2 separate regions of the Homo sapiens genome follow, and region 2 is linked to region 1. Evidence: chromatin loops called from intact Hi-C (ENCODE). Cell type or tissue: gastrocnemius medialis. All regions are shown on one strand. Links, peaks and the distances in the headings refer to the core of each region. The heading gives the core; the rest is flanking DNA.

The links. Hi-C counts contacts between places; a loop is a spot of excess contacts. Peaks named below come from ENCODE experiments on the same cell type or tissue, not always from the same donor. Only the 100,000 strongest peaks of a DNase experiment are listed, where the experiment ranks them.
Region 2: a loop joins it to region 1, with 7 times the contacts of the local background. A loop is called at or near these places in 10 of 110 quality-filtered maps.

What each region holds. Positions count from the first base shown.
Region 1 is chr17:65,420,500-65,424,248 of GRCh38, forward strand. No RefSeq gene overlaps it. Among named protein-coding and RNA genes, the nearest start is that of LINC02563, 35 kb to the right of the region's middle. In gastrocnemius medialis, for the core only: no CTCF peak of the experiment used is centred there; no DNase peak of the experiment used is centred there; H3K27ac peaks cover 563 bases.
Region 2 is chr17:66,164,024-66,167,772 of GRCh38, forward strand. All of the region lies in intron 4 of CEP112 (centrosomal protein 112), which reads right to left. Among named protein-coding and RNA genes, the nearest start is that of CEP112, 26 kb to the right of the region's middle. In gastrocnemius medialis, for the core only: a CTCF peak has its summit at 1,734 (motif pointing left); no DNase peak of the experiment used is centred there.

The DNA of each region.
Region 1 (3,749 bases), core at 458-2,957:
AAAAATCAGAAAAAGATACAAGACTGTTGGTTGCTGCTTTATTTATAATAGAGAAAAAAGGTATTGATCTGAATGTCCAACAAGGAGACAACAAGTAATTGCAGGTTTTGCCACTGAAAGTAATGGCAAAAACCGCAATTACTTTTGCACCAACCTAATAGCCAATCAATTGCAATTTGTTTGCATGGGGAGAGGGAGGGGCAGGTGTCATGATGCCTGACCAGAAGGACAGTGTGGCAGAGTGGTTGAGCATGTGACCTCTTAATCAGATTGCTGGTGACCCCTCATGATGTTAACCTAAGGAAGTTAGCTTTTTGTGTTTGGTTTTCCTCATCTGCAAATTGGGGATAATGTTGGTAACTAACCTCATAAGGTTTGGTGAGGATTAATTCACTTAGTACCAGCAGTCCTTAGAACAGTCCCTGGCATGTGATAAGTGATCAGCCATCATTGGCCATTTTATGAAAAATGGGACATTTTGTAGTCACTGGACAGCATGTTTTAGAAAAATCTCTAGTAATACAGGGAATCTCTGTAAGAGCATTCATAAACATTGAGGTCTAACATAAGTACATAAATCTTAAGCTTACAGTCACTGAGTCTGGACACATAGGTAGTCCTATGTAATCTCCACTGCACACCCACCCAAGAGCTAACCACTATTCTGACTTTATCATCATACATTTATTTTGCATATTCTTGAATATCATGTAAATGGACTCAAACTGTCTGGAGACTTGTGTTTGGCTTCTTCTGCTCAACTTCATATCTGTGAGATTCATGCATGTTGTTATGTGTAGCGGAAGTTGATTTTTTAGTGCTGTATAGTATTTCATTGTATGAATGTATCACGTTTTTAAATCTTTTCTACTGCTGCTGGGCATTGGGTTACTTCTGATTTTTGGTTATTATGAATAAAGCTGCTATGAACATTTTTGTACATTCTTTGGTGAACATAAGCACTTGGGTATTACTAGGGAATAAGTTGTGCCCCCTCATTCATATGTTGAAGTCTTTTTTTTTTTTTTTTTGAGACAGAGTCTCGCTCTGTTGCCCAGCCTGGAGTGTAGTGGTGGGATCTCAGCTCACCACAACCTCCACCTCATGGGTTCAAGCGATTCTCATGCCTCAGCCTCCTGAGTAGCTGGGATTACAGGCGCACACCACCGTGCCTGGCTAATTTTTGTATTTTTAGTAGACTTGGCCAGGCTGGTCTCAAACTCCATACCTCAGAGATCAGCCCACCTCAGCCTCCCAAAGTGCTGGGATTACAGGCAGGAACCACTGCGCCTGGCCCCATATGTTGAAGTCTTAACCCCTAGTACCTCAGAATGTGACCATATTTGAAGACAGAGACTTTACAGAAGTAATTAAGTTAAAAATGAGGTGATTGGGGTCAGCCCTAATCCAATATGACTGATATCTTAATAAGAAGAGGTAATTTGAATACACACACGTATAGAAAGAAGTCCATGCAAACATACAGGTAGAGGCGGCCATCCACAAACCAAGGAGAGAGGCGAGGAAGAGATCCTTCCCTCACATCCCTCAGGAGGAACCAGCCCTGACACCTTAATTTTGGACTTCTAGTCCAGAACCATACAGAAGTAAGCTTCTGTTGTTTTAAGTTACCCAGTCTGGGCTGGGTGTGGTGGCTCATGCCTGTAATCCCAGCACTTTGGGAGGCAGAGGAGGGTGGATCACGAGGTCAGGAGTTTGAGAACAGCCTGACCAACATGGTAAAACCCCGTTTCTACCAAAAATACAAAAATTAGCTGGGTGTGGTGGTGCGTGCCTGTAATCCCAGCTACTTGGGAGGCTGAGGCAGGAGAATCGCTTGAACCCAGGAGGCAGAGGTTGCAGTGAGCCAAGATCACACCATTGCACTCCAGCCTGGGGAACAGAGCAAGACTCCGTCTCAAAAAAAAAAAAAAAAAGTTACCCTGTCTGTAGTACTTTGTTACGGCAGTCCTAGCAAACAAATATAGGCATACACCTAAGAATAGAGTTGCTGAGTCATAGAGTATTTATATCAATCATATAATCATAAGCTCTGATAGATACCACTGAACAGCACACAAGTTAAATTTAAAAATCAGGGGAAATTATACATGCTTTATGTTTCCAATTGTATGTGTGTACATAGATATAAATATAGACACATATATATCCAGATAGAAATATAGACAAATAGATATAAGATAGAAGGAAATTTATCTGAAAGTTAACTATAGACTTTTTTTGTCTTTTTAAAAATAACTAACATGGCTCACTTATGTCATATAGAAATGTAATAGTTACTACAATTTTAATAGTGGTCATTCTGGGCGATGTGATTATCAGTGTTTTGTAGTTAGTATTACACCAGTTTCTGTATTTTCAGATTTTTCTACAGGGGACATAAGTTCCTTTTATAACCAGAGGAGGGAACTGTTCCTAATAAAGAAAAGAGAAAAGGCTGAAAGAAAATATAGTAATGTGTTACTGGCATTGACCTCTGGGTTGTGAAACTTGGGATTATTGTTGCCTGTCCTTCATTTTAATTATCTGCATTTTCCATGTACTATAATGACCATATGTTACTGTTATCATGGGGGTGGAGAGAAGAAACGTTCTTCTAGAAAATCAGCAGGAAAAAAACTACAAATCTACAATAAACTACAAATAGAAATCGTGGTAATATATTTCAACAATTGTTGACATACGACAACAATTGTATGATGCACTATTATATTATTTACTAGTAAGAAGAAAAACACTTTTAATTGAACTATAACCCTTCATCAGTTATAAGATGCATACTGATTTCAGAGATGTTCAATTGTAGGGAAAAAATGCATCTCACCACTGAAAACATTCAGTGAGTAGCATCACACACACTATATAAGAAGCAACGTGATTTCAGAGTCCCGGAGCCTAAGCAGTCCTCACCATACCTAGAAGCAGAAAAGATGGAGGGCTGGGAGGGTCAAAACAGAGCCCAGCGGAAGATTGCAGCTGGAGGAGCTGGAATCCTGGCTCTGACCACCACTCCCTGGTGGCCAAGAGGGGAAGGAGTCACCCACTTGCTGCGTGGTTCCCTCCCTGGAGGACACCCACTGACTGGGCAGGGAACTGTGACGTTTAATTGGCTAATGTCTGGAGAACACTTTGAAGATGAAAAGTACCAGGTGGGTATCATCACCATACACTTCTTAAGATGATGCATGAGAATAATCATAAAGTTCTCCCCAACTGGGCCTTTCATCCACGGATTTCAAAGCATTTAGCAAACCTTAATTAACTCTCACAGCACCTCTATGAAGTAAGCATTAATAGCCTCTTACATTAGAGGGACAGAAAGAGGAGGTGAGTGACTTGGCCAGGCCCTCAGAGAGTTAGAGACCAGGTGGACAATACGCGTTCATCAGGCAGGCATGCATTCAGTGTCTCCTCTGTGGCAGGTCTCATGCCAAGCTCTGGGGAAACCCCAGGGGGTGCCAGAGCTGGTCAGTGCCAGCTCGCAATCTCCAGCTGTCAAATTTTCAAGAATTTTGCAAACCAGTTATGAAACAAAGCCATTCTTCAAAGTTAAATTACATAAATGTATAATTAAATAAATTGTATTGGAAACACAGGTAATGAAAGCTCAAAATGTATCACTCCAAATTATTTTACAACTTTCTACTGTTATCTGCACACTTGGGGTTATTCACCTGTGGAATATCTGCGGGGTGGAAATAGTGCAGAAAGCTGTGCTGCTGTGCACT
Region 2 (3,749 bases), core at 647-3,146, 740 kb after region 1:
CCCAGTTACAAATAGTTGCCACTTGGCCTCATCTTAGTAAATACCTAAGAGTGACATTTAATTAGCACATTAATGTTGAAAATTAATGAGTAGCTAAGAGGTTTTATATGTGTGAAATGTTGTATTTTATTGTGTACTCTAACAAGCAGTTTTCACTTCTCATTTATGTAGCAGTCCTATTTCTAGAGTACAAGGTTAAGTGTCTATCAGCAAGTGTCCATTGTATAAAAGATTGTCAAATTAGTCAGATTTGGCCAGGCACAGTGGCTCACGCCTGTAATCCCAGCACTTTGGGAGGCCAAGGCGGGAGGACCATTTGAGGTCAAGAGTTGGAGCCCACCCTGGCCAACATAGCAAGACCCCGTCTCTACCAAAAATACAAAAATTAGCCAGGCGTGGTGGCGGGCACCTGTAATCCCAGCTACTCGGGAGGCTGGGGCAGGAGAATCACTGAACCCAGGAGGCAGAGGTTGCAGTGAGGGGAGATCGCGCCACTGCACTCCAGCCTGGGCGACAGTGCGAAACTCTATCTCAAAAAAAAAAAAAAAAAAATGGCCAGCATGGTAGCTCATGCCTGTAATCCCAGCACTTTGGGAGGCCGAGGCATATGGATCACAACGTCAGGCATTCAAGACCAGCCTGGCCAAGATGGTAAAGCCCCGTCTCTACTAAAAATACAAAAATTAGTTGGGCGTGGTGGCAGGCGCCCGTAATCCCAGCTATTCAGGAGGCTGAGGCAGAGAATTGCTTGAACACAGAAGGCAGAGGTTGTGGTGAGCCGAGATCGTGCCATTGCACTCCAGCCTGGGCAACAAAGTGAAACTCCATCTCAAAAAAAATATATATATATATACACACATATATGTGTGTGTGTGTGTGTGTGTGTGTGTGTGTGTGTATATTTATTTATAAACAGTTTCTTTTTTGTTAGTAGGAGCTCCTCTGACAGCAGAAATTGACCAAGAGCAACTAGATGTTGATCATGGGTGATCATCACCAAAAAAGGGAGCTGCCCGTGAAATGCAAGTAAGCACAGAAGAAAGGTCTCCCATGTGGCAGAGCCAGTTTCTATGCACCAGCACCCAAGCCCTAGTCCCCATTCCTACCCCACATCCCCACCGAGACAGAGAACAGGCCACCAGCTCTCCATCTGGTCAGTCAGGTTTTGCAATGGCCAAGCAGAAGATTCGGATCTGGTACTGTTCTGCCCAACACAGTAGCCCCTAATCACATGTGGCTATTTAAGTTAATTAAAATTAGAAATTCAGTTTTTCAATCACACCAGCCACATTTCAAGTGTTCAATAGTCACGTTTACTGGTGGCGACTGTATTGGACAGTGCCGCCTATAGAACATTACCATCAGAAAGTTCTATTGAACAGTACTGCTGTAGAACACATATCTGCCCAAACATCAGGGTTATTCACAAATAAAATGAATGTACTTTTGGCAGGTAATATTTAAGAAGGTTTTACTAAGAAGGAAAGGTATTGATTGGCTCCTTGCTAAATTATCCAACAATTTCAGGAGGAGCAATTTATAATGTTATATAGTATCATTTACATATAAAAGTGGAGTTTAACAAAGTAAAAAGATTCTTTTGCATGCCCAGACTAAAAAATTAAATCAATATTTTTAAAGTGAAAAATGTTTGCTCACATAGATTAACTTCTTCAACCACAAGTGGGTTTTCATTATACTTGATCACCATCTGCTGGCCATGTTATTAAACTGCACACACAAATGAAATGCTAGCTATATTGGGGTAAGACATACAGAATCCCAGCTTTTTGCCACAATGCATTCCTGGAAAACCATATCATAAAGAGGATCATTATAAAGCAAGTCACATTTTCCATAAGGGCAGGACCATAATTAGAATCTTCATTCCAAACTAAAATCTAGCATCAAATAACCCATGGCAAAATCTCATTAAAGCAAAGATGTAAAAACTATAGTCCTCTATAATTATTTAAAATAGGATAATTATTCTCCAAGTTCTTTCTTACAGGTATGAACACATGTATTATTTAGATGACCCAACATGAGTTAAAAGATAAATATAATTTATATAAAATTAGCCTAAATCTGATATGGTAAAAATAGTAGGTAGTTAATAATAATTATTTGCACTCTCCTAGAAATCCTAAGCAATCTGGTGTAGGCTCCTAATAAAATGGCACCTAATTAAATGCCTTCTTTTTCATCAATAAATTCCTCTCAAATAAGCAGAAGCAACGTGTTTCTTCCATTGTAAAGCAGTGTTTAAAGGTCAGGGTTTATTTAACATTACTCCTCTTCACCCTACCCTAACTTTTAATCAAAGTTTTCAGTAAAAATAATAAGTGCTATTAAATCATTTTTTTACATCTTTCCCTATCCCAGAACCTCACTGCACTTTGGTGATAAGCTACCAGACCACGTATACTTCACTGAAAAGACATAAAATTACTACAAGCCATTAACAAGAAGCTTCAAAACATTTTTCACAGAATTGTAAAGCAAGAATACAACCTATTACTTTTGTGTTCTTTGAGATAAAGCATGAAGAATATATAGATGATGTGAACTAAAATCAAAATATTAGTTACCAGCCGAGCACGGTGGCTCACACCTGTAATCCCAGCACTTTGGGAGGCCGAGGGAGGGGGATCACCTGAGGTCAGGAGTTCGAGACCAGCCTGGCCAGCACGATGAAACCTCGTGTCTACTAAAAATAAAAATAAAAAAATTAGCCAGGCGTGGTGGCACACGCCTGTAATCCCAGCTACTCAGGAGGCTGAGGCAGAAGAATCGCTTGAACCCGGGAGGCAGAGGTTGCAGTGAGCCGAGATCGTGCCACTGCACTCCAGCCTGGGTGACAGAGCAAGACTCCATCTCAAAAAAAAAAAAAAAAAAACACACAGTTACTTAGGCAGCTTCAAATATATGGCGTGAAAAAATGTAAACAATGAGGCCAGCCACTGTGTGTTCCTTCTATCCTTGAAAAAGAGGCCTATTACATTGTTTAAAGATTCCTATAAAGCCTCTTTTAAAATAGAATTACCATTCTTTATTTTGATATTGTGCAGGATTCATACTTACAATCATAACCTTTCTGCAGAGTCATAATTTATTTTTCTCAGGGAATACAAAATGACTTTTAGTAACTGAAAATAATTAATGACCAACAGACTTTAAGATAATACCCTTTGGGAGGATTAGTAATTAGGGAAGCAAAAGCATGGTCAAACAATCTAACAAGCAAGGCCCTGATGAACTATTACAATAATGATCACCATACCAGTGATGATGGTGGTAGCCGCAGCTAACACTTAACAGGCCCTCTGTCAAGGGCTCTACACGTCTTATTTCACTTTGTCCTTACAACTCCATTTGCAAATGGAGATAGTGGTAGTACTAACCCCGAAGTTAGTACTACCACTATCTCCATTTACGAGTGATGAAACTGGGGTTTAGAGAAATTAAGTAACTTGCCTGAGGACAGATGGTTGCCAAGTGTCAGAAGTGGAATGTGAACAAAGGCAAACTGCTTTCTTTCAGCTCAACCTAGAAATAACCAAAAACAAAGGTATAGCTGCCCAGGATTGCTGACGCAGCACAAGTGGAAAAAAACAGATAAAACTGAAATTTCCATATTTGCTGCATAAAGTACTTATGCCTATATGATACACTAGAAAGAACATGGGTGTGAAATCATAAGGCCCTGCATTCCAATATTGGATCCATCACTGGAAAAGTCACTGGAC